Linked DNA regions of Mus musculus: regions 2 and 3 are each linked to region 1. A link is a loop called in an ENCODE intact Hi-C map of the cell type or tissue named here. Cell type or tissue: left cerebral cortex. All regions are shown on one strand.

The links. Hi-C counts contacts between places; a loop is a spot of excess contacts. Peaks named below come from ENCODE experiments on the same cell type or tissue, not always from the same donor. Only the 100,000 strongest peaks of a DNase experiment are listed, where the experiment ranks them.
Region 2: a loop joins it to region 1, with 2.2 times the contacts of the local background. A loop is called at or near these places in 8 of 42 quality-filtered maps.
Region 3: a loop joins it to region 1, with 2.0 times the contacts of the local background. A loop is called at or near these places in 2 of 42 quality-filtered maps.

The regions. Positions count from the first base shown.
Region 1 is chr12:118,298,535-118,306,534 of GRCm38, reverse strand. Sp4 (trans-acting transcription factor 4) reads left to right here and starts at 5,095. Exons shown (of 6, transcript NM_009239.4): 1 at 5,095-5,308; 2 at 5,727-5,836; 3 at 6,343-7,897. The coding sequence starts at 5,302. In left cerebral cortex, CTCF peaks have their summits at 4,374 and 5,160; DNase peaks (open chromatin) are centred at 4,418, 5,043, 6,397 and 7,344; H3K4me3 peaks cover 3,454 bases; H3K27ac peaks cover 2,513 bases.
Region 2 is chr12:118,369,076-118,377,075 of GRCm38, reverse strand. No RefSeq gene overlaps it. Among named protein-coding and RNA genes, the nearest start is that of Sp4, 72 kb to the right of the region's middle. In left cerebral cortex, no CTCF peak of the experiment used is centred here; DNase peaks (open chromatin) are centred at 173, 2,707 and 3,524.
Region 3 is chr12:118,053,303-118,061,302 of GRCm38, reverse strand. It overlaps Dnah11 (dynein, axonemal, heavy chain 11), which reads left to right. Exons shown (of 82, transcript NM_010060.3): 33 at 853-1,009; 34 at 1,418-1,563; 35 at 4,094-4,210. Among named protein-coding and RNA genes, the nearest start is that of Dnah11, 140 kb to the left of the region's middle. In left cerebral cortex, a CTCF peak has its summit at 4,249; a DNase peak (open chromatin) is centred at 4,240.

The DNA.
Region 1 (8,000 bases):
CAGACAAGAGATTACCATGCACACTGCAAAGCCAGGTTTATGATGAATTTTTTGATTATCAACCTTATATAGTCTTAAGAAAATGATTTTGTTTATATTTCAACTTTTACAATGACTAAACATCTTTTATTTGCTGGCTACATTATAGTCCTCTGAATGCATAAACCAATATTATGCCCCAGTACTTTCCAAGAACTATTCATTTTATCCTAATTTGAATTAACAACAAATAAACTGGCTGACATAAAAAACTTGATGTGCTAAAAAGCGTGAAATGTAATGGGTTTTGTTTGCTTTTTCTTTTCTTTTTTTTTTTTCCAAGTTTTTTGTTTGTTTGTTTGTTTTTGAGGCATGTTACTGCTATATATAGTCTAGAACGTATGTCCTGGAACTCATTGGTGAACCTCATGCCTCTGCCTAAAAATCATGAATTATAGTTGTACATTAGTTTTCCGTGAAGGAACTGAGCATACGGGATGAAAGACCAAGCTATTAATTCTAGCTGTTCATACACAGGCTGTCTGGGTCCTTATCTGTATTTGTTACTTGGTCATTTACATTCGATAATGCCACTTACAAACACTATTTATAAATTTTAAAAGGCCCACACATTCAGTCAACTTTTATCCATTTTCTTGCAAATGCTCTATATTCAAGTCAATTACTTTGAACTCTTTCTTGCCGCAGACCCTCTGGGTCCCTTGTCTGAGTGGAACGGGTCTCTGGGTGCAGATGGGCAAGGAGTTGGCGAGTGACAGACAGACCAACACGCGAGATTGTGTAGAATCTGAATGTAATTTGTCAAATTGAGCATCAAACTTTTTATACAGAATAGGAAAGTTAGATGACACATCGGCAAGGTACAAATGAGGTTATTGGATGCTTAATGACTCTTACACAAAACAGAGGAATGTAAACACAAAGACTGGCAGGAACTGGGCAATAAAACAACTGAGACAAAGTCAGCCCTATCTAAGGTCAGCTATAGTCTTAGAAGCCAGGTGTGAGGTCTTTACATTCCTAGGTCAAGAGCTTTCACACCCAAGTCATGGTTCTAATTAGGGAGTTCCGTTCTAGCTAACCATCTCATGAATGCAAAACTCTAAAATCACAGCCCGATCTACTTCCTAAACCATTGTAAATTCCTGTATATGGGAGCAACTTGGCTTTTATTCTAAGTGATAGAGTAATACCAGAGGCAATTCTGAATGTCACTGAATAGGCAACATTGTTACTGAATTCCAAGCCCATGGTCAGTTCAAGGACTTTCAAGGATGTTGGAACACTGGCGAAGGCTTAGCTATGTCAGAATTCAATCTTAAAAGGCACTTATAATAAAATAATACTAAAAGAGAGCACGTGGATCCATGCACCAGACTAACGCAGGAATAGGGTATGAGTATACGGGTTAATGAGAACACCAAAGCTCCAGGAGGTGAGTTTCCGTGAACCTCTTTGCCTCGTGAGTGCTTCCAGGCCTCTCGGCCTGCCAAGAAGACTTCACTGGGGTGTGCGTGGCACTTTCTGCTTTCTAAAAATGGCTATTACTGGGTAAGAAATTTACATTTTAAATACAGTTTTGAACACTTTCCAGGCCTTTATTATGGTACCATGCATTGTCTCTTATGGACTAATGAGGCCACTTGTAAATACATCATTCGAGGTGGTGTCTGATTCCTGATCAACTACTCTCATTCAGTGTACTTTGTGGAAAGGTGGATCGTAAACATGGAACTGTTTTAGGCTGGATGATTCTCGAAGCCTTTTAGGTTAGAGAGAAACTGAAGGTGACTCAGAAAAGAAACCTTTCTCATTCATGTCATATCTGGGCCCAAGTTCCTCCTCCTAAGCTATTTAATCAAGCCACCTGTAGAGCTGCTTCAATCTCCTTGCCTGACTATTCTCAACACTATGCAGATTCAAAGTCCTGCCTGGCCTTTGGCCTCCACTCCAGGAGGCTGATATTTCAGGAGTTAAACATAGTATTCAAGCTGGGGAGGTCACTCAGTGACAGACTGCTTGCCTAGCATTCATGAAGCCCTGGGTTTGATTAGCAGCACCACATAACCCAGGTGTGGTGCTGCATGAATGCAATCCCAGCTCAACTGTGCCTAGAAGAAGAGCAAGTAGAGATATGCAGTCAAGAACAGGTAGGTCAGTGGATAGAAAATTACTGACAAAACTACCACTGTGGGTGATATCAAGAACAGGTGATAAGGAATTTGGTTAGATTCCAAGGGTGGGAGGCTGTCACTAAACTGACCCATCAGGTTTACTTGCTAAAACTGGACTAAGCAAGCAGAGCTAAAAGGCTAAGTTAGAAATAAGATTTAGAGGATGGCTCAAGTTTGGTCAAAGGAGAGTCTTTGTTAGGGATTGTCATTTCTATAGCAGAACTGGTTTTCATCAGATTTTAAGGAAAGTGCCCTACTATATTGGTTGGCTGGCCCGGCCTGGAACTCATTATATAGACGAGGCTATCCTCAAACTCACAAGATCCACTTGCTTCTGCCTCCCAAGTGCTGGAATTGAAGGAATGAGCCACCATGCTCAGCTAATATAAAATTCTTAAAATAACTGCTATAAAATCAAGCAAAACGATTTAAAGAAATATTAAGCCAACCACAGTACAACAGTACATAGGTTAAATTAGGATGGTACTACGGGAGTGGCTGTCCTCTTGGCAATATCTCATCTAGCTAAGCCTTCTGTTACATGGATAATAATATGATAAGAGTTCCTAAGAAGCAGTTTATTTGTCACCAGGTCTCAAGACTCAGCCAGTGTTTTAATCAGCTCTGGCTGCTATAACACAACCCAGAGCTTATCAACAACAGTTTATTTTAACCGTTTTAGAAGGAGCCTGATATAAAGACATGGACTGTCAGGTTCTGGAGAGGGTCTTGTGGTCATTGTACTTCACATGGGGGGGCAGCAAAATAAAGGATAGAAGTTCTAAGATTGCTAAGTTTTATTCATGAGTGACCTCATCTAACCACAATGCACCAAAGACTCTTGACTCCAAAAATCAAGGGACAGAGTCCCAGTATCAGAGTTTAGGTCTTGGGGATGCAAACATTCAGCTAGAAACTTGCAGCTCTTGGTCCTCAGAAAAGTTAGGGTTGTCCCTGTTTCCTGGATACCAGTACTTACCAACAGGGAGCAGAACCTTTAGGACATTTTGTAAATCTAAATACGCTGCGATTACTTCTCTAAGGCAAGTTGTCTAAAGAGAACCACAAGGAACTCTCCAATTCATGCCTGGTCTTCAGTCACTATGGCGAACTGGATCGGGGCGGTGCTTGAGGTGAGACTGTGTATCTATAATATAGCAAGCACTTCTGAGCTTTCTAAGATCTAGTGAATTGGGATGTGTATGGGAGGAGATTACTATAGTATCTTCAGCTCATAAAATGGAGTAGGCAACATTGTAATTTACTCCAGCTTCTTTACTTTACTGCTACAGCTTTGTCATCACCCTAAATACTTGAGCAAGGAAACACTAGTAAAGTACAGAACCAGACTCCTCACTCACTCTTACAATATGTCAGACCTCAGGCACCAGACAAAAACACCCAAAGCTGAATGTGGGGTCCACGTCAATAAATGTGGAACGCTTTAAGCCTAGTGTGTAATGGTGTCCTGTCCCAAGGTTCTTTTTAGGGACTTATTTCCAGCTTTGGTACACTTCATCAGTCGCTCATATGGTCGGTCCCTGGTATCTTGATTTCATGTCTTTGGAGAGAAGCTAGGGGCCGGTTCAGGAGCATTTGACAAAGTGCTTTGCGCAGCTAGCTGTGAATTCCACTTGCCTAGAAGCTTACGCTAAAACCATGACCAGAGCTGACCCACATGCAGCCAGGCTTTCCTTTGCCCGGACAACCTTGTGAGACCTCTAGGAGCGAGAAGCGCGCCAAGAACGCAGACTCTAAGGCGCACTCGTGGCCACCCTAGAAGACAAGTCACTAATCTGCACCAGCAGCCAGCCAGAGATACGACAAATAAAATGGAAGCTCCTGCTCGGTGGGAACACAGGCCTCGCGCTGAGACCGGAGGCCCCGGCAAGCTAGGTGAGCAAAGAAAGCAGGGCGAAGGGGATGTACCCCAAGTCAGCTTCATTCAAACCCCGAGGACACCAGACCCCGCCTCCCAACACCTCGGTCCGCTCAATCGCCGCGCGCTCCGGGTGTGAGCTCGCCCCGCGGGGAGCGGCTTTCAGCTGAGGGGGCGGTGGCAGAGGCGGTTCGGGCAGCCCCACTCGGCCGATAGGCCCAGGCAAACAACACCCATTTCTCCCTCCCCCCCGCGCGGGGTTCAACTCCCACTCGGCCCCGGCCACGCCCTGCTGCCACCGCCCCCTCGGGCAGCTCTAGGCTCCGCAGCCAGGCCGCGTTCGGGGGCGGGAGGAAGGCGGTGCCTCAATCGGAATAGCCGTCAAAAACTACGAGGCCCGAAAGCCTTTGCGGGAGAGGCCCGCCCGCCTCCTCCCACGACTCACTGTGCGTCAGCGGCCTCATCCAATGAGAGCCGAGCCAGGGAAAAAGGGCGCCCGGGTCCGGATGCGCCTTAGGAAAAGCCATGCTCACGCCGAGGGGGCAGCTGGCAGTCCACTCAGACCACGGGATCGCAGGGAGCTCACGCTTCCCCGCGCTCGCCCCGCTCCTCTCCCTTAAGCCTAGCTCCATGTCTTCCTTCCGCGGCCCCTCGCAGGATGCTGCGGCGCGCTTTTGAGTGGAGGGCGCCGGGAACTGAGTAGGGGGCGGGATATCCTGAGACAACAAGTTTGGCTGTATGGAGGGCCTGCCGGCAGCAAACCGCAGCTAGCTCACCGAGAGGGCACGCTCCGCGGGCCGGGAAGGCAGAAGCCGAACAGCAGCGAGCACCAGCCGGGCAAAGGGGAGGAGAAAGGGCGGCCCCAGCGCCCCGGCCCCGGCAGGTCGGCGGCCAATCCGCTGGGGGAAGGGGTGGAGAGTCGGCGGCGCCGGCGGAGGCAGGCCGAGGGGGGTGGGGAGTCGCCGCGCTCGCGCCGCCCTGGCTCCGCCCCCCGGCCCGCGCCGCCGCCCTCGCCGCGCGCCGCCGCTGTCAATCAAGGGCGAGTCAGCCGGGCTCGGGCGGAGAGAGGAGCTGCTACGCCACAGCCCAGCGGCGGCCATTCGCGGAAAAAGAGGCAGAGCCTGTGCCAGCTACAGCCTCCTCCGAGCCACCGCGGGCGGGCGGGACCGGCCTCTCCTCCCGCCTCGCCCCCACCCCCACCCACCTCTATCCCAGTGTCTCTGAGAGGGTTTGTCCTGTTAATGCGGGATGAGCGGTACGTATTCTCCACCCCCCTCGGTCTCCTTCACCGCCTCCCTTCGTCCCTCCCTCCCCAGACCCTGCTCGCTTCCCCCTCCCCCGGGGCCGCCGAGATGCTGGAAGGGGAGGAGGAGAGGGCGGGAGGGAACCAGGGGGAGGGAAGGAGGGCTGTGTTTTGTCTTAATGTCTGAGCTAGAACAACCTCCTTCTGGGTGTTGCTCTGGAGCCTATGGGTCGGGTTTCAAACCACGTTTCGTGAGAGCCCCCTCCTCCCTACCCTCCTTCTCCCCCACCCCCTGCCGGTGTGCACGGATCGCGGGTTTACGGAGATTAATGTTCAAGAGGAGGGAGGGGGAAGAAGGGAGGAGAACGAATAATAATAATCCTAATAACCTGTTGTCGTGTGTGTTGGTGGTGGTGGGGGGTTGTTGCAGATCAGAAGAAGGAGGAGGAGGAGGAGGCGGCAGCGGCGATGGCTACAGAAGGAGGGAAAACCTCTGAGCCAGAGAATAACAATAAAAAACCCAAAACCTCAGGCTCCCAGGTAAAAGCAAACGTTAAAAGAAAATTCAACACAAAGCTTTAGGGAAGAGAGGGAGTTATGCTCTTTAAGTACCCAGAAGTAAAGAACAGAATAAAAATGTTTATCCATTCAAAGCATCTTTCTGAGTGAGGAACTTAAATCGTAAATTCTTGAAGATTTCCCATCGTTGAGGCTATAACGATGTTTATATTACACCAGGAATTCAGACTGTTAGAAGAAGGTGTCTATTTTCCCAAGGGCATTTTGAGTTTAGAAGAATAACACTTTAAGAAAGTTTACCAGAAAATTCCTTTTTATTTAAACTTTATGTAATAGGACTTGCCTTTTTATTCATATAGCTTCTATCACCTGCTTTTGTTCATATTTCCTTTTTAATTCTGCTGCCTATTGAGTGTGTTCTGATACTTAGAGCTCTCAAAATAAATAACCCCCTCCCGACTGCTGTCTTCCACTAAATCCGCCCACTTTTTTCCCCTCCCTCTCCTTTCCCCTCCCATTTTGGGTAGGACTCTCAGCCCTCTCCTCTGGCTTTACTGGCAGCTACTTGCAGCAAAATAGGGACTCCTGGTGAAAATCAAGCAACTGGACAACAGCAGATTATTATAGATCCAAGCCAAGGATTGGTGCAACTTCAGAATCAGCCACAGCAGCTAGAACTGGTGACGACGCAGCTTGCTGGAAACGCTTGGCAACTTGTTGCCTCCACTCCTCCTGCTTCAAAAGAAAATAACGTTTCTCAGCCAGCTTCTAGTTCATCTAGTTCTTCCAGCAGTAATAACGGGAGTTCCTCTCCTACAAAAACTAAATCAGGTAATCCTTCCACCCCTAATCAATTTCAAGTCATACAAGTACAAAACCCAAGCGGTAGTGTACAGTACCAAGTGATCCCCCAACTTCAGACGGTGGAAGGCCAGCAAATTCAAATCAACCCAACTAGTAGTTCATCTCTACAGGATTTGCAGGGTCAAATTCAGCTCATTTCTGCAGGTAATAATCAAGCTATCCTCACGGCTGCTAACAGGACAGCTTCTGGGAATATCCTTGCTCAAAACCTGGCAAATCAGACAGTTCCAGTACAAATTAGACCTGGCGTTTCAATACCATTGCAATTGCAGACCCTTCCTGGTACTCAGGCTCAAGTTGTAACAACCCTACCAATTAACATTGGAGGAGTGACTTTAGCTTTGCCAGTAATAAATAACGTGACTGCTGGAGGAGGGACTGGACAAGTCGGCCAGCCTACTACTACTACTGACAGTGGGACTTCCAATGGGAATCAGTTAGTTTCTACGCCCACCACCAGCACTGCTCCCGCCAGTACTATGCCTGAATCGCCCTCCTCCTCTACTACCTGCACAACCACCGCATCAACAACTCTGACGAGCAGTGACACATTAGTGAGCTCAGCAGATACAGGCCAGTATGCAAGCACATCAGCCAGTAGTTCTGAACGCACCATTGAAGAACCACAGACACCTGCTGCTACTGAGTCTGAAGCCCAGAGCTCCAGCCAGCTTCAGTCCAACGGAATTCAGAATGCACAAGACCAGTCAAATTCCCTTCAACAAGTACAGATTGTAGGCCAGCCTATCCTGCAGCAAATCCAGATCCAGCAGCCTCAGCAGCAGATTATTCAAGCTATCCCACCACAGTCATTTCAGCTCCAGTCAGGGCAGACAATTCAGACCATCCAGCAGCAGCCTTTGCAGAATGTTCAACTTCAAGCAGTAAACCCGACTCAGGTACTTATCAGGGCTCCAACTTTAACACCTTCAGGGCAAATCAGCTGGCAAACTGTCCAGGTCCAGAATATTCAAAGTCTTTCAAATTTGCAAGTTCAGAATGCTGGGTTATCCCAGCAGTTAACCATCACCCCAGTGTCTTCAAGTGGTGGCACAACTCTTGCTCAGATTGCTCCTGTGGCTGTTGCTGGTGCCCCAATAACTTTGAATACTGCCCAGCTTGCATCAGTGCCTAACCTTCAGACAGTGAGCGTTGCCAACCTGGGTGCTGCGGGTGTTCAAGTTCAGGGAGTTCCAGTAACAATCACTAGTGTTGCAGGTAAGCTACATCTTTTTAACCCATTATTAGGAGGGATTAGTAACAGAGTTATTGCTCAGGGCTATCTTTTAGGTTTGATACACCTCTGATGTATATATACTGG
Region 2 (8,000 bases), 71 kb before region 1:
TCCATTTGAAAAGAGAGAAAACTCTCTCAGAGAGCTCAGACTCCTTCCACAAGCACAGGAAGACAGCTGTTGTTATCTTTAGGCCAGACTTGACTCACTAGAGAGCCCCGCTGTTCTGCAGGGTAGAGCGTCCTGAAGGGTACTGCTCTTCAAGGCAGAGCTTGCAAACTAAAGATGAATTTGCTGATGACATTGGCAACCCAAAAGGCTCTAAAGCACTGCAGAGCTCTTCCTGTGGAGGAGGAGGGTGGGGAAGCCATCAGAGCTTCTTCCAGGAACCACCCTGTCAGATGCTCAGTGCAGTGCAGTCTGAATCATGCTTGGTGGTTCCAGCACCTACTGAGCAACCTCAAACAAACAACTTGGCCTTTCTCACCTCAGCCTCCTATTAGGCAAAGTGACTGTATTAGGTAATACTGATTTTGCACCTTTGTCAAGGATGTTACTAACCACAGAGCTTTCCACTCCCAGCTTGAGCTTTGGGGAATTTCTAAAAACATCAAATGGACTCTGATGCTTCTTTCGCTTTGATGGCCCCCTGCCTCCGTAAGCAGGTTTTCATTGCTCACGTGCAATAGAAAACAATCTGATTTGCCATATCAATATTTAAAGTTAATGAACTTATAATATTCAGTCTGTAATATGGCTGGTTCGCATAAGGATTAAAGTCCATATCGAATCTGAATTTCTCACTAAGGACTGTAGTCAGCTGAAGATGTTTCCCATCAAGGTGAGTATACTACTGTCTAAGCTGTGGTCTTGGTTTTCTTTTCTCACCACTGAAACAAAAGCAACTTAAAGAAGAAAGGCTCTAGCAGAACCTCAAAGGTAGCAGAGAATACATCCAGCAACAGATGGAAGCAGATACAGAGTACCACAGTCAAACATTACGCTGAGACCTGGGAGTCCTATGGAGGGGTGGGGAAGAAGGATTGGAGGAACCAGAGGGGTCAGACACATCACAAGAACATGGCCCAATCAACTAAGTGGGACTCATGGGGACTCACAGAGATCAGGGAGCCTATAGGGGGTCTGACCTAGATCCTCTACATATATGTTTGGGTGAGTAACTTGATGTCCTCTTGAGAATCTTAACAGTGGGAACAGGGACTGTCCCTGACTCTTTTGTCTCCTCCTGGGACCCTTTTCTTCCTACTGGGTTGCCTGTCCAGTCTTGATATGATGCTTTGAGTCTGGTGTTATGTAGCTTGCTATGCCATGTTTGCTTGAAGTCCCTGGGAGGGCGGTTCTTGTCTGAAGGCAAAGGAGGGTGGGATCTGGGGGAGATGTGAGGTGGTGGGGAGACACTGGGGGAGGGGAGGAAGGGAACATTGGCATCAGAGCACTGGTATATTTGGAGTATGGAAGAACTAAGTACTGACTCCTAAATTCAGTGGCTTGAACAATGTCAATACGTTAGCTCCTTGCTCCAAGTCAGAGTGAGTGTGGTGTGGTGTGACCTGGTTCATCGTGTCTCAACATGGCTGGAGTCTCTGCTCAGAGAGCAAATTGAGATGGATGTCCATAGGCTTGGAGCTTAGCACAGGGTCTGAGGGCAAATCCTCTTCAGGTTCATCTAGGTTCTTGTCAGAACCCAGACCTTGCAGCTGAGCATCAAGTCCCGATTTTCTGGAAGTTTATTATGTAGAGCCACCTTGGATGCCTTCGGGATACACAGACTCTATTTAACGATGTTGCGGGAAATCTCCAACCCAAATATGCCCAGCAATGAAAACGCAACTCAATTAATATGAATACATGCTGTGCACCTAGATTGGGCACATCTACCACTACACTATCATCTTCACCATCTGTGAGACCCCATATAACTTGTAGTTTCTCCAGGCCATGTGCTTCTGCTCAGCTGTTCTTCCACCTCCTCCTCTGTCCTCCTTGTCCTCTCTCCCTTTCTCTCCCCAACCTTCAACTCCACCTTCTCCTCTTTTCTCTGCCCAGTCACCAGCTCTAGCTTTTATTTTACAAATTAAGGTGGGAAGCAGGTTTACAGGAAATCACCTGAGTGCTGACTCATTCCTTGTTCACAACCCCTCACCGGAGAACGGAATTAACATCAAATATAATTAGCCCCAGGGCTAGTATCCTCAACAGAACTCTCCTGTTCAGATATCTCTAACAGCCTCTTCTGGTCTCAGCCAGAAAGACTCTAGTATTTAGGATATGTGTTCTTCTGTTGCTCCAATCAAGGCTACCCTCCCTATGTCACAGTATCTATTCCAGACCTAGAGTGTGGGATGTAATGTTTTAAAAGACTTTTTTAAAAAATTTTTTGACAACTGTCATAAAGGGATTTCGGCCAGTGAGGGTATGGAACATAACCCTGCAATCCCAGATCTCCATAAGGAGTGTAAACAACACATGGTATGACTATGAGGGAATAATATTCACTCGTTAAAAAGAAGAGAATCCTAATGCATACCACAATGTGAATGAAGTTAGATAATATGTAAATGAAATAAACCTAATTCCACTTTTACTAGTTACCAGTCATAGGCAAATTCATAGTAAGAGAAAGTAGAATAGAGGTTACCAGGTACAGTGAGGAAAGGGAAATAAAGATAGTTATCATTTCATTTCTGAGACATTTCTGTTTGGAATGATGAAAAGATTCTGGGAACTGATTCTGGAGGCTGCTGCAGAGGAGTGTGAACACATCTGCTGCAGAGGAGTGTGAACACATCTGCTGCAGAGGAGTGTGAACACATCTATCAGTGGCATTAAATTACACACCCGAAATGGTTTGAATAGTAAACTTCATTTTGTGTGTGCGTGTGTATGATACTTCTTATCACAATAACGAAAAATTAAATGTTGAAATAAAGGAGAGCTTAAGAAATCCCTAGGAGGGATTACAGCCTGAAAGAAGCAGTTTGCGAAGGAGATCATATGAGGGAGGGTGGGGGAAAGATATGGACTGGGTGGAGGAGGGTCTGTCATATTTTGGTTCTTTCTGGTTCTGAAGCCAGGAGTGACCTGCCTTTTGTTATGCCATGGCTCTTGTTCACACAGGCTGCCTGGAGAGCAAAGCTCATCTGTTTTCATTGGCATCTCAGGACCTCAAGGGTTGGTGGTACAAGTGTGAGTTAAGTAGTTGATAGTGAATAAATGTCACAATGTTGAAATTCTGGGAAACAAAAGAAAGAAGGCAACATAGTGACTGAGCACTGCTTAACAGTGGCCTTCTTTGTAAAGCAGAAAGGTGCACACTAACTCTACAAGTTGATGGCTGAGATCCTCAGGTTTATAACAATAATGCAGATGTCTGACCCTATGACTGTGGGCATTTTCCTTGATAAGGAAATATACTTTCCACCTTAAGGTCTTGTGTTGTCTCCTCTCCCTGGAATGTCAGCCTTCTGTCTCAACACAGTCACACCCTCCACCTCCTCTACTCATTCAATGTAAAAGCTGCCCTTAGAGATGAGCGTGTTCCACTTACTCAGATATACTTGGAAAACCCCTGTGAAGGTTTAGCCACTCCTTCCCCAGGCCTGGTTCGCCTCCAATCATCCCATCTGCCTTCTTCTTCGAACGCACATGTGCCTTTCCTGCTAAACTGCAGATTTAAATTCAGTACGGGGGTGGGGGGGGGATATCACATCTGCTTGGATGGGACAAACGGATGAGATAGAACCAAGTGGGTGTGAAGCACTCACTCACTAACATGTCTCTGCCTAAAACATAAACCACAAAGAACAGAGAGTAGCCTCTTCCAAACAGAACTGTTTCCTTTTGATGTTCAGTGTGCCTGTGTCATATCTAAAGAGACACTTGGAGGAGCCACATCTTGTAGTCTCTGCAGTATTAAGTTTCCTGGTTCTTTTTGTTGCTACTGTTCTTAGACAAGGCCTTACAATGTAGCTGGTGCTAGCCTGGTACTGGCTATGTAGACCAGGCTGACCTCCAACCCAGAGAGAGCTTCCTGCACCTGAAATGTTGAGGTTAAAGGTGTGTGCCACCGTACCCATCCATTTTCTCAGCTCTTTGTTCTCATATCCAAGATACTCCCAGGTTTGCTGATGATTTAACTGCAGCAAAACAATAGAGGTGCCCATGTAAGGAAAAGGTGTGTATACAAATAGTTACTAATTCTAACTCAAATCCAAAATTCTGACCCTGGATTCTATCTTCAGTTTAAAGGGAAATGAAAAGAGTGAGCTCTCTATTTGAGACGAGGTCACGTGGTCTGAACCCATTACCTAGAGCATGGTTCTCTTGCCTGTAATCCTAGCACTTAGGAAACTGCAACAGGAAGATTGGTATGAAGTCAAAGCCACCCTCAACTACTTAGTAGGCCTGAGGTACCATGTGAGACTGTACTGTCCACATTGACCATTTAACATGACGAACTTTATGGGGTTGTACAGTGACATTTCTCCATTTGTAAAGAACTCAGTCATGCCTAGTGTAGTAATGCACACCTGCAAACCCAGCACTGATACCAGCCCGAGGCAGTGGAATCAGCAACTGAGAGCATGTGAGATTGTCTCAGTTAAAGATTAAAAACTGAGGCTGGAGATAGCTAAAAACTGAGGCTAGGTATAGCTAAGTTGATAGAGTGCTAACCTAGCACTTATGATTCGGTTGGGAAACAAACCCAGCACCTAGACTGATTCCCAGCACCGCATAAACCAGGCGTGCACACCATGCCTGAGATACCTGCGCTTTCCCGGTGGAGTCAGGAAGATCGCTACATAGTAACATTGCAGCCAGCCTTGGGCCCTGGATACCCCTGTCTATGAATTGAAAATATCAGCTGAACTTTCAGTTCTACCAAGCTCTGCATCCCCTGTGTGGAGGATTGGTGTGGGAAGAAGCAATGGTCTCTCTTTACAGGCAGCGTACTAGGGATCTGGTGCAACTATGCTCTTCAGCACTAAACCTCATCAGATGAGCCATAGTTTTCTGCTCGATGTTCTAGCCGCAGCACCTCAGCCACAGCTAGTTAGCACTTAGTCATTAACCACCACTGTGAGAGACTGCAGCTTACAGCTACTCTTCCACAGGCTAAACTGTTCAGGTTACTAGATGTCAAACCCATTTTGTGCTCTTCTGTGAGATTGCTCTAAGCAAACTGAAGTTACTGGGGCCCGGGAGGCACAATAAATTGACTCCTAGAGAAATACCTTCAAGTGTCAGGCACCAGGGAATGTGTGATCTGAAATAACAGATAAAGAGGCGTACAAAATGCTATAAATCAAGGCAGTTTTTGCCTGGATAGAGTCTGCTTAAGGGTCTGCTCTTCTGCCTGCAGCTCTGTTCCTTTGCCTTCGCCTGGAAGCGGCACCTTGTGAGGGTACATAGTTCCAAGAGAAAGCAATCTTCTATGCTCCCTCCTGAGTGTCAAGAGCTGGTCCCTAGGGAAAGGAGAGCTTTATGGTTCTTCCAATGCCTTTTAAAAAATACTTCCCAAGTGAATTATTGCAATCTGCATGAGGCACTCAAAATAACTACTCTTTCTAAACTCTAACCACCACTCAATCACTAAAGAAGAGGACAATGAAATACGGCCACTGTCGACTGGCAGTTCTTTTCTTGAGGCCAGAAAAGGAGGAAATTCATATAAGCGTTAGGTTCTGCCACAGACACTATATTGGATGAAGTAAAGTTCTGGAGTTGGGCTGTGGATGTAATTCAGTTGGCAGAGTTAGCCTAACATGTTTGAAGCCGAGGCTTCCATGCTAGTCCTACATAACTGGGCATGGTGGCACACACCTGTCTGTAATTCTGACACTCTGGAAGTTAAGGTGGAAGGATCATAACTTCAAGGCCATCCTGGGCTATACTGCAAGTTTGAAGCTAACCTGAGCAACATAAAACTGTATTAAATGAGGGATGTATGTTTGGCCTGCATCTTTTCTACCAGCAGACTGACATTTTAGTGGCATTACATGGTTGAGATTTATTATAGCTGAAGGTAGTACATCCACAATAAATGGTCTTGAAAACCTCAGTTATGCTCACTGAAGAAAGAATATGAATGATGACAATTTTCCCCGTTGTCTCCTAGGAAGACGTAAAATAGCACACTCAGACCCATGAACAAGCTTTGTATTAGTGGATGCTATATGGTTTGAGTATGGTCACGTGCTCCCAATTTCATCCTTAGGCTGGATTGCCACTGTGGCAACACCTGAGGCCTTTAAGGGGAGATTGGCTGGGAGGGAGTAATACCTTTCTCAGGGGACCAGGCTAAATCTCCGAGTAGTCAGTGAGTTGTCCTCTCACCCGTATGTAACCTGGAGAGAGAACTATACACTCTTCTGGAGAAGTTCCCAAGCAGTTTAATTTAAAACCCACACATTATACTTTTTATGTTCCCAGGCTTTGTCCAAAGCCATTCCTGGAATAAACCCTGACCATTAGTTATCACACTGTTTTTCTGGATGGACACCTTCCTGTACAAGGCCCTGAACAGATGGAAACTTCAGCAGTCTGTCTCTCAATATTCTCTCCTCCTCTTCTTAAGTTATGTGCGGCTGGAGTCTCTGCTGCTAAGGAGCTGAGAGAAACTATTTAAGGGGAGTGAAGGTTTACTTGGGTTCCAGGTTTCAGTCCTTAATCTGATGCTTCAGGCCTGAAACAAGAAAGGGAGGGTGTGATGGAACAAAGATGCTCCCTTCCAGTACCCAGGAAGCAGGGGGAAAGACAGGAAGGGGCCGGAAAAGGTAAATCTTTCCTATTCTCACAAGGTGTAGATAGTTACTATCTACATTATTGGCCCCTTTCGCTTTGGTCTGGTTAGTTTTGGAGACAAAGCTTCAGTATGTGGTCCAGACTGGCCTGGAAGTCAGAGTCCTCGTGCCTTACCTTTACCAAGTGCTAGGATTACAGGCATGAACCAGCGTGCATGTCAGTCATTGAGCGTCCTTTAAAAATCAACATCTCCTGAGCTTATTTTCTTCCTGTAAGAAGTTTACATCAGATGTCCACTTCATTAGAATGGATCACATAGTCGGCCTCTCTCGGTGGCTGCCTCATGTCCACATTATGCCTTGAGTGCATTCATTTCTTATGTACAAACAAACCTACCATATATCATCACCCTAGTTAACTACAACTCATCCATTTACTGATTTAACTAATAGTAATTAAGGGTAATGGGGCCTAACACTATGCTAGGTTGACAGGTGAGACCCAAAAAGGGGAGGGAGGGCACCAAATCTGCTAAGTACAACAGAAGTGCTAAACTCAGGAAGTAACAGAAGACATCTAACACAACCTCAGGATAGGCTCAGGACTTTGGCTAACAGAGCATCTCGGGAGGTAAAGACCAAAGGTGGTGACTGATCAGTTTTCCTTGGAAGTGGAAAGAAGAGGGAATAACAGTTAACAAGGTGCCTTGATTGGGTCAGGAACTATTGTACTATTCTCTCCCCCCTTCCTTTCTCTCCCTCTTCCCATCCCTCTTCCTTTCCCTCTCTCCCCTTTCTCTCCCCCTCCCTCTCCTTCTCCCCTTCCCTCTCCTTCTACCCCTCCCTCCTGCCCTTTCCCCCACTCCATATGTATGTGTCTGTTCCTATGTCTGTACACACATGTGAATATTCATGTAGAGGCTGGAGGCTGATATCAGGTGTCTTCCAATTGCTTCCCACCTTATTTTTTGGGACAGAATCTCTCATAGACTCTGTGACTTATGAATTCAACTAGACTGGCTGGCTAGCAAGCCCTAGGGATCCTCCTATCCTGCCCTCCAGTGCTGGGATTACAAGTATATCACTATACCTTGTATTTTTATAGAGTTCAAATCAAATCCTCATGTTTGTGCAAACACGTCACCAACTGAGCCACAACCTCCCTGACCTCAGGATTGGTTCATTACACACCAACTGTATACTTTTGGAAACAACCCTTCTCTATAGGTGCTGTAAACAGGGAACCTGGCCACGTGGGAGTTAAGTAACGTGATGAGGTCACACTGCCAGCAGATGCAGCAAGACACGCAGGATTCCCAGGATTCTTTATGCTACCTTGTGGACCAA
Region 3 (8,000 bases), 250 kb after region 1:
TGTAGATAAGAGGCCTCAGGATGCAGAGGTCAGAAGGCTTCGGGCTGATGATATCTGATGATCTACAGAATAGATCTTAGATCTTAGTCCCTGGTCTACCAACTCTAGGCATGACTGTCACTATCTGTACTAACACAGAAATAGCATGGAGACCCCAGGTAAAGATCACCAGCTGCTTGAGGAATACTTGTTACTAGTTGCTCCTTTTGCAGATATTAAGTTCTATCCTTTGGATGAGACTTTTAGTCTCAGAACCTCTGGCCTCTACCTACCCAAATAAGTATCATGGTCTAAATGCATGTGCAACACATTCTAAATAAATTCCTAAAGTACGTTGACTGCAGTGTTTTAGTCAGTATAGTACCGTGCACTTGCAATCACCTTCTGTATTGAAGTAGGCATATATTCTTGCTCACATATACATGCACATTTCAACTCTTAGTGTATTTGTTACAGAACAATTTAATGCAGTCATATTTAACTTATCATCATCTAAGGCCCATTCCCCCTCACTAGTCTGTCTATACCCAGTTTGAGGTATTATCTACCTTATTAATAATATCTTCACCTAGAAGTATCAGATATTCAATCACATCACAAATAAAGATATTTTTATCTCAGCCCTTAGGAGATGAGACAGTGGGTAAATAAAATAGCACACTCTTTTCTACTTGTTTTAAATGGCCAACCTAGAAGGCTGATTCACATTTGCCATGAACAAATCCAAAGCTCACAGTTGGTTTTTGCTTCTAGGCTTTGGTTTTTAGCCACTTTTTAAAAGAAAATCATTTAGACTCAGTGTACCGTAAAAGAGCAGGCTTGACTGCAGTGTTTGTGTTTTGTTGTGTGAAGGTGTTACATCACTTTAACTCAATCACTTCATCTGACCATGAGCGGCGCTCCGGCTGGCCCAGCTGGAACAGGGAAAACGGAAACCACCAAAGACCTTGGCCGTGCCCTGGGCATGATGGTTTACGTATTCAACTGCTCAGAGCAAATGGACTACAGGGTAAGTTATTAAATGCATAAAATATGTTCCAGCCACATGAATCCCACTTGGAGAGAGCCATATACCTTGTCTGAAATGCTCAGAGCCATGAAGTATTTCTCACTTCTGAATTTTTCAGGTTTTTCTATATTTTCATCTTCGTGATAGTGTAGGCCTGCAGTCCAAGTCTGACCATGCAGTTCATTTGTATTACATGTACATCTACTGTGACTTAAGGTGACTTTACTCAGTAGGTTTAGTCATTTTGTGAAGCAAAACTTAACAACATGGGGATTCTTCCACGTGTGATGTCGTGTTGGTACCCAGTGCTCTGGATCCTGGAGCACTTTGGTTTTTAAGATCAGAGCTGTCCCACCTGTCAGTGTCCCAGACCCTCTGTTCCACTCTGACTCTACCACCTCCTTGTAGTCCATAGGAAACATCTATAAAGGACTGGTGCAGACGGGAGCATGGGGCTGCTTTGATGAGTTCAACCGCATCGCTGTGGAGGTTCTGTCTGTAGTGGCAGTGCAGGTGAAGATGATTCATGACGCCATCAGGAACGGGAGAAAGAGGTGGGCCTGTGGCTATCTGGCTGACTTGCTTGCTTCCTTGCTTGCTTGCTTCCTTCCTTGGTTCTTTTTATCCACCTACCCCCTCGCACCGAACAGTCAGAAGATAACCTTACCTTCTCAGAATTTTGTAACTCATCTCTGTCATGTTAAATGGATAAAATAATTGCAAATAGTAATGCTGAATAACCCAGCCACCTATCTCTACTAGTAGCTTTGTGTTGAGGTCCGTGAAGAGGCTTCAGTGTTCATCTTTCTTGGCCTTCTGGCAAGTCTCAAGGAGTTTGCTTCACCCAAGGCATAGGACACCCCCTCCCCCACACTGTCCCTTTCCAGGTTTCCTCTCATCTGGAAAGTACAGGGCCTCCCTTCCAGAGCCCCATGTTGATTGATGGAAAGGATTTGGACAGGCTGGATCTCTCAGGCTCGTGCTTGCAGGCCTTCCCCCTGCCTCCACCTTCTCCCTTTTTGACTTTATGCAGCTCCCAAGCTTCACCTCTGTACTATAATGCACAGGCATCTATATGTCCTCTCCCTTCATCATTCAGACTTCTGCTGAAATGGCTGCATATGGCAACTCAAGAATGCAGTTGAGGTCTCCTAAGCCTCTGTCATTTAATACACTAGAGTCAAAGTGCCAGATCTTCCATCTCTACCCGCTTTGTTGGGACCCCTCCCAATGAGTGACTGGGGGCAACACCATCCCAGATGTATCTGGAATGTAAACTCTTTGTCCTGTGGCACCTTATTCCGAAAGCAAAGCATTTGGAATTCGATGACTAAAATTTCAGAATAAGCATGATACACCATGTGAATGTAGTTCTCTTGGTGGCCTTCTTCCACGAATACAGCTGGGCTTAGCCAGCCTGTTCATCTCTCCCATGTTTAGGGTATTTTGCTCAGCTACTTCTGTTGTGCACGAGAACACTTCTAGTCTGCTCTCCCCCACCTCAATGATAAAGGATTCCCACCCCAATCCCTTTCTCAGAGCTGTGCACTTGTTCTAGAAGTTTCCAGTTTGTCAGAGAAATATGTTTCCACCTTTGGGTCCTAACACCAGCTTCCAACATCCAGATGCCTGCTGCCTTACCCACCTCACTTCTGGTTCTGTCTCAGTGGAATTTTAGTTAGATCCCCGGCCATATTTGACTTTTACTCGGAATCCCATTATCTGGGATCCCGATAAAGTCATCTGAGGCCGTCCTTTGTCATGCAGATTTATGTATTTAGTCAGAAGTGATTTGAAAATTCCCAGGCATACTTGGTGGTGCCTCTGCCTGCATTTTAAGGCCTCTCCCTTCTTCCTTCTTCCTGTTCATAAACAGGCTGCAAGTCTCCATCATGGTCTCATGAGTTGATTAAATTCTCCTTACCCTTCAGGTTCTAAGCCATAGATCTAAGCTGAGTCCATCTGTTAGAGGCTCCTCCCTCTGCTTGGAGGCCCTGCCCATCATTGCTATGAATGCTGGGAGAGAGATGCTTAGACCCTGACCACACTCCTGACCTCTGTGAGCCAAGCTTGCCTGCCTTCCCTTAATTGACATTTTGGAAAATCCTGATTTCTCCATTTTAACCTGAACCATTAAAATAATCACCTGCTGTTAGCTACCTAGTATCTAAATCCCCCAGAAAGCCCCAGTATCTGTGTCTCTGCTCTCCTTCCTCTGAGACACCACTTTAGCCTTCCCCCTTCCTTCAAGAGATCTTTCTGAGGTCACCTTACATTTTGTCTGCTTGGCCCTGTCTGAAAGCTTACTTTGCTTGTTACCATTTTATTGCCTTGGTCATCAAAGGTCTAACTGGGCACTCATAATTTCTTTCTGAAAATCGTTGTTTCTTCCTAGCCTTAGCGTGGTGAAGATAGCAGTATTCATAGCTAATATCCGTTGGATATTTACTATGCCCTGGGTATTGTGTTGCAAACCATTATTTCATATTCTTTCAGATCCTCACCAGTAGGTAGGATTATTCTCCCTTTTTATTAAATGAGGAAATTGAAACAAAGAGGATAATTGTCATGCCTAATGTGTGGCATTGATGGCTCTGTACTCTGAGCCTAGCAGAGCCCACTGGCCTGCTGTCCTGACCACCAGACATTCCTACCATGCAGAGATGCTTAGTAGAGATTTACTGAATAACGGGCGGGCAGGTGAAACTGGACAGGGAGTCGTTCCTCCTGCTCCTTTGAGCATGGATACTCTCTGTGCAGTGCTCCATTCAAGGAACTGAAGGCAAAACTGTCATCACCTTTGATTAAATCTTAAGCAGTCAGCTAGCTCTCCGTTCTTCCATTTTAGGCTGTGGGGAGGGGGAAAAAGCTTCCCATATTGTGATTCTAGACGGGAAGGGGGGTTGTTTTTAATAAATATGCTTCAAAACATTCGAAATGTGTGTGCTTATGAATCTTAAAGAAAATTACCCAGGACAAACAGCTTTCTAATACACATTTGCATTTTGCAGGGGCTTGCATTTGTCAGTGTGCATTCATGTTCAGTGAACACATTTAATTCCATCAACGTTCTCTTTATGGTAGATTTGTATTTCTTGGAGAGACTATCCCGCTGAAACCCTCGGTTGGAATATTTATTACTCTGAACCCAGGATATGCCGGTCGAACCGAATTACCAGAAAACCTCAAAGCTCTGTTCAGGCAAGTGCTTCTCTCGCAGCTCACATACTGTGGTACACTTATGCCACCTAACGTTGGCTCGCTCTGACCATGCCATTTATTTTTCCAGAGAATTTAATTTCCTATGGAAAACTTATCTCTCTGAGATCGCTTTATAGAGATAGTTTTCCTCATGATCTTTATAGAGATAATTGTCTCCATGATAGACTCACCCCTTGTGTAATGAAACCAGCACTCAAATCAGTATGTACAAGTTATGTGGTAATTCCAAGTGTTTAATATTAGCTTTTTCATTGCTGTTTTATTGTAAACAGAACTTTCACAAGTTATAAAGCATTTGGTAAATGCAGACATGTATAAAGAGAAGTTATTTGCCAACTAGACATCATGATTGTTATAGTTTTTCTACTTTATTCTATAATTTATATTTTAGAGAGGCATGGTTTTATTTAGTTTCATTTTTGTAATGTTCTTTGTACATATTTTACTATACTATTGAAAATCTTTGGAAGTATAATTTACCACATCTCCAAAATCATCCCTCTTATGACTCATCTACAATTTCTTTATTGCCTTGTGTGGTGTGGCAGGCTTATTTTTGTTTTCTGGTTGGTTTGTTTTGTTTTTGTTTTTGATATTAAACTAAAATTTATTCTTATTAAAAAGTATGTTTGTTTCAGAGTCTTCAGGTGTATGCATGTATGTGCTCGGTTGTATGCGTGCATATGGAGGCCAGAGGTGTCTTCCTCAAATGTTCTCTTCCTTACTTTTTGAGGCAAGATCTCTCATTGACACGGGAGATCACCCATGCAGCTGGCAAGCCTCTGGGATCCTCCAGTCTCCACCTCCCAAGCACTAGAATTGCAAGTGTGTGCTACTGGAGATAGCTTTTACATGGGTGGTGAAGACTGACTGAACTCAGGTCCTCAAGCTGGTGTGGCAAACCCTTTAGTAATGAGCTCTTCCCCCAACCACAGAATAAAATCTTAGATGTAAAATTGCCAGACGATGATTAAAATACATTGCTGACCTCCTTTCTTCAAACACTCAGCCAATATATATGCCACCAGCAGCCTGCATAAGAAGACCTGCAGGTGCATCTTCGATACCCATCATGACTGTTAGCTTTTCCATTATGTCATCCAGGTGTAATCTGGTGCACTGGCATGCTTCCATCAAGTGAGCAGCTGTTGGAACATCACAAATATTCAGATTGAGAAGACAGCTCCTAAACTCTAAGGAGGCCCCTTGTGCCAGTTGGAAACTAATCCTTCTGTCACACACAACTCTCTGTGATTAAGGCTTACATATATCTTTTCTGGAGTTCCTATCAATTTCAACTTTCTAAACTGTGAGCCATGACCCCTTAGGGGCTCAAGTGACTAAATGTGGGTCCAGGAAAAGTTGGCAACAGTTTCTGAATGTGCAAGGACAAGAATTTATTCAGAATATAATGTATAATGAATTGGAGATGCATTTCTGTGATTTTCGCTGCAATCTTGGTTCTGAACACATAACATGTTGTCACAACACAACAATAACCAATGCTACCTGAGACAGCTTAGCTTAGATTCAACTCTATTCTGACATATGAATTGTAGCACCTTAATGTACATACACCGTTTACTGTACTTGTAGAGACATGACTTAATTAAGGAAGGCTCCCCTACACATACACCATTATTCCTCAACATGTTTCAAAAAGTTTGGAACACATTTTATCTTGATTTTGGATCTTGGGGGTTACTAGCTAGCCAGCCTAGCCTAACTTTGCTAGTACCAGAACAGTGAAAGAAAAGTGGTGGAGGGGTATAAATAGTGCCTCGGGAGTGACATCAGATGTTTTTTGGCCTCCACACACATTGACATATATTCTACATGCGAGTGTGTACTCATGTGTAAAAATAAGTTGATATATTTTAATAGTATGTGAATTAGCTTTTATACTTAATAAGTTGTTCTATGAATACCAAAGAACTGTTTTAATGTTGGTTTCCTTATTACTTACCATCAGTGAATAGTTGTCATATACACCTGGTCTATATACATGTAGACCAGGATCATATACAATTCCTTAAGGCAGAAGGGGAGTGTGGGTGTGATAAGCCTACAATTTCCTTCCTGCTCTCTAGCATCATTATCTAAACATTTCGTTTCTAAGATTAGTCCAAGCTTCTGTGTTGACCAGGAGTTTGTTCTTTTAATCACTGAGTATTCTACTGTACAGACATATTGCACGCCCTTTACCCATTCACCAGTTGATGGACTTTGCCTTGATTCCAATCCATAGCCTTTGTGAATAAGCCTGCTATGAACATTGTGAAAATCTCTGCATGAACACATTTTTTGTCTCTTCTAGGGGTATATTTAAGATTGGTCATGTGGCAAATGCATGCTTTACTTAGAAAAAAATGTGCAACATTGCAAAGGTCATTGACTCCTTTTAAACTTTCACCATTAGTGAGTGAGAATTCCATTGCTTTATGTTGTTAAATATCTAACATTGTTAGCAATGCTGACATTATGATATTATTTGGTAGGTTTTAGCTGATTTAATTGAGCCATTGTAGTGTGTCATTATGAGTTTACTTTAATATTTCCATTAAGGCTCACAGTCTTGAGTAATTTTTCATGTGTTTATTGGCCATTCCCAGAGAGAGAAAGAGTTTTGTGTGTGTGTGTGCGTGTGTGTGTGTGTGTGTGTGTGTGTGTGCTTAATGCTGTATTGTGTAAACAGTTCCTTTATTAGATAACACACAATATGAAACTTTTCTCTTATTTTGTGGCTTTCTTTTTTGCAATTTTGATGATGCCCATCAAAGATAAAAGTTTTGAATATCATGAAATATTTACCAATTATCTCCGTGGGTTTTTTTGTTTTTTGTTTTTTTTTTTTAGTTTTTGGTGTTTGTTTTTTTTTTTGTTTTTTTTTTTTTTTTGTTTTTTGTTTTTTTGTTTTGTTTTGTTTTTTCGTTTTTTGAGACAGGGTTTCTCTGTGTAGCCCAGGCTGACCTGGAACTCACTTTGTAGACCAGGCTGGCCTTGAACTCAGAAATCCACCTGCCTCTGCCTCCCAAATGCTGGGATTAAAGGCGTGTGCCACCACCGCCCGGCTACTATCTTGATTTTTTAATATTCTAGTTAAGGAAGCTTACTTAGCCAAAGCTTGGAGTTTTCAACTGTGTTTTCCTCCACAGATTTTGTTGTTTACAGCTTTTTACATGTTTTCTGTTATTCTGTCGATTTACTGAACATTATAGCAATTGTCTTTCTAATGATAAACAGTCCTTCAGTCTTACGTTCTTGGCATAAAACGAGGCCTTGTTCTTACATATTTGCTGAATACAATATGTTGTGATTTTATTCGATATTTTTAAAAATCTTTACTACAGAGCATACTGGTCTGTAGTGTTTTCTGTGTAACCTGTTTGATTTTTGCATCAGAGAAATGCTGCCATCATGTGTCTTGCTTCTAATACTTTGCGTGGGACTGGTATTATTTGTTGCTAAAGTATTTGGTAGAATTAATCCGTGAAAGTGTCTGGACCAATATTTTTCTTCATGGGAATCTTTTCAGTAATGGATTTCTTTAATAGATAGGAAGTTATTGAGATTTTATTTCTCTTTAGATTTGTTTTGGTGATCTACATCTTTTATGGAAGGTATCCCGTTTTCTGGATTAGCAAGTGTTTTAGCATGTATTGTTCCGGGCATTATCTGTAAGGACACCCTGAACTTCACACATGCTATAATTTGTGTTGCTCAACCTCCTCTTGGTCCCTGAGGATAATCTACAAGCTTAACAGTTGAT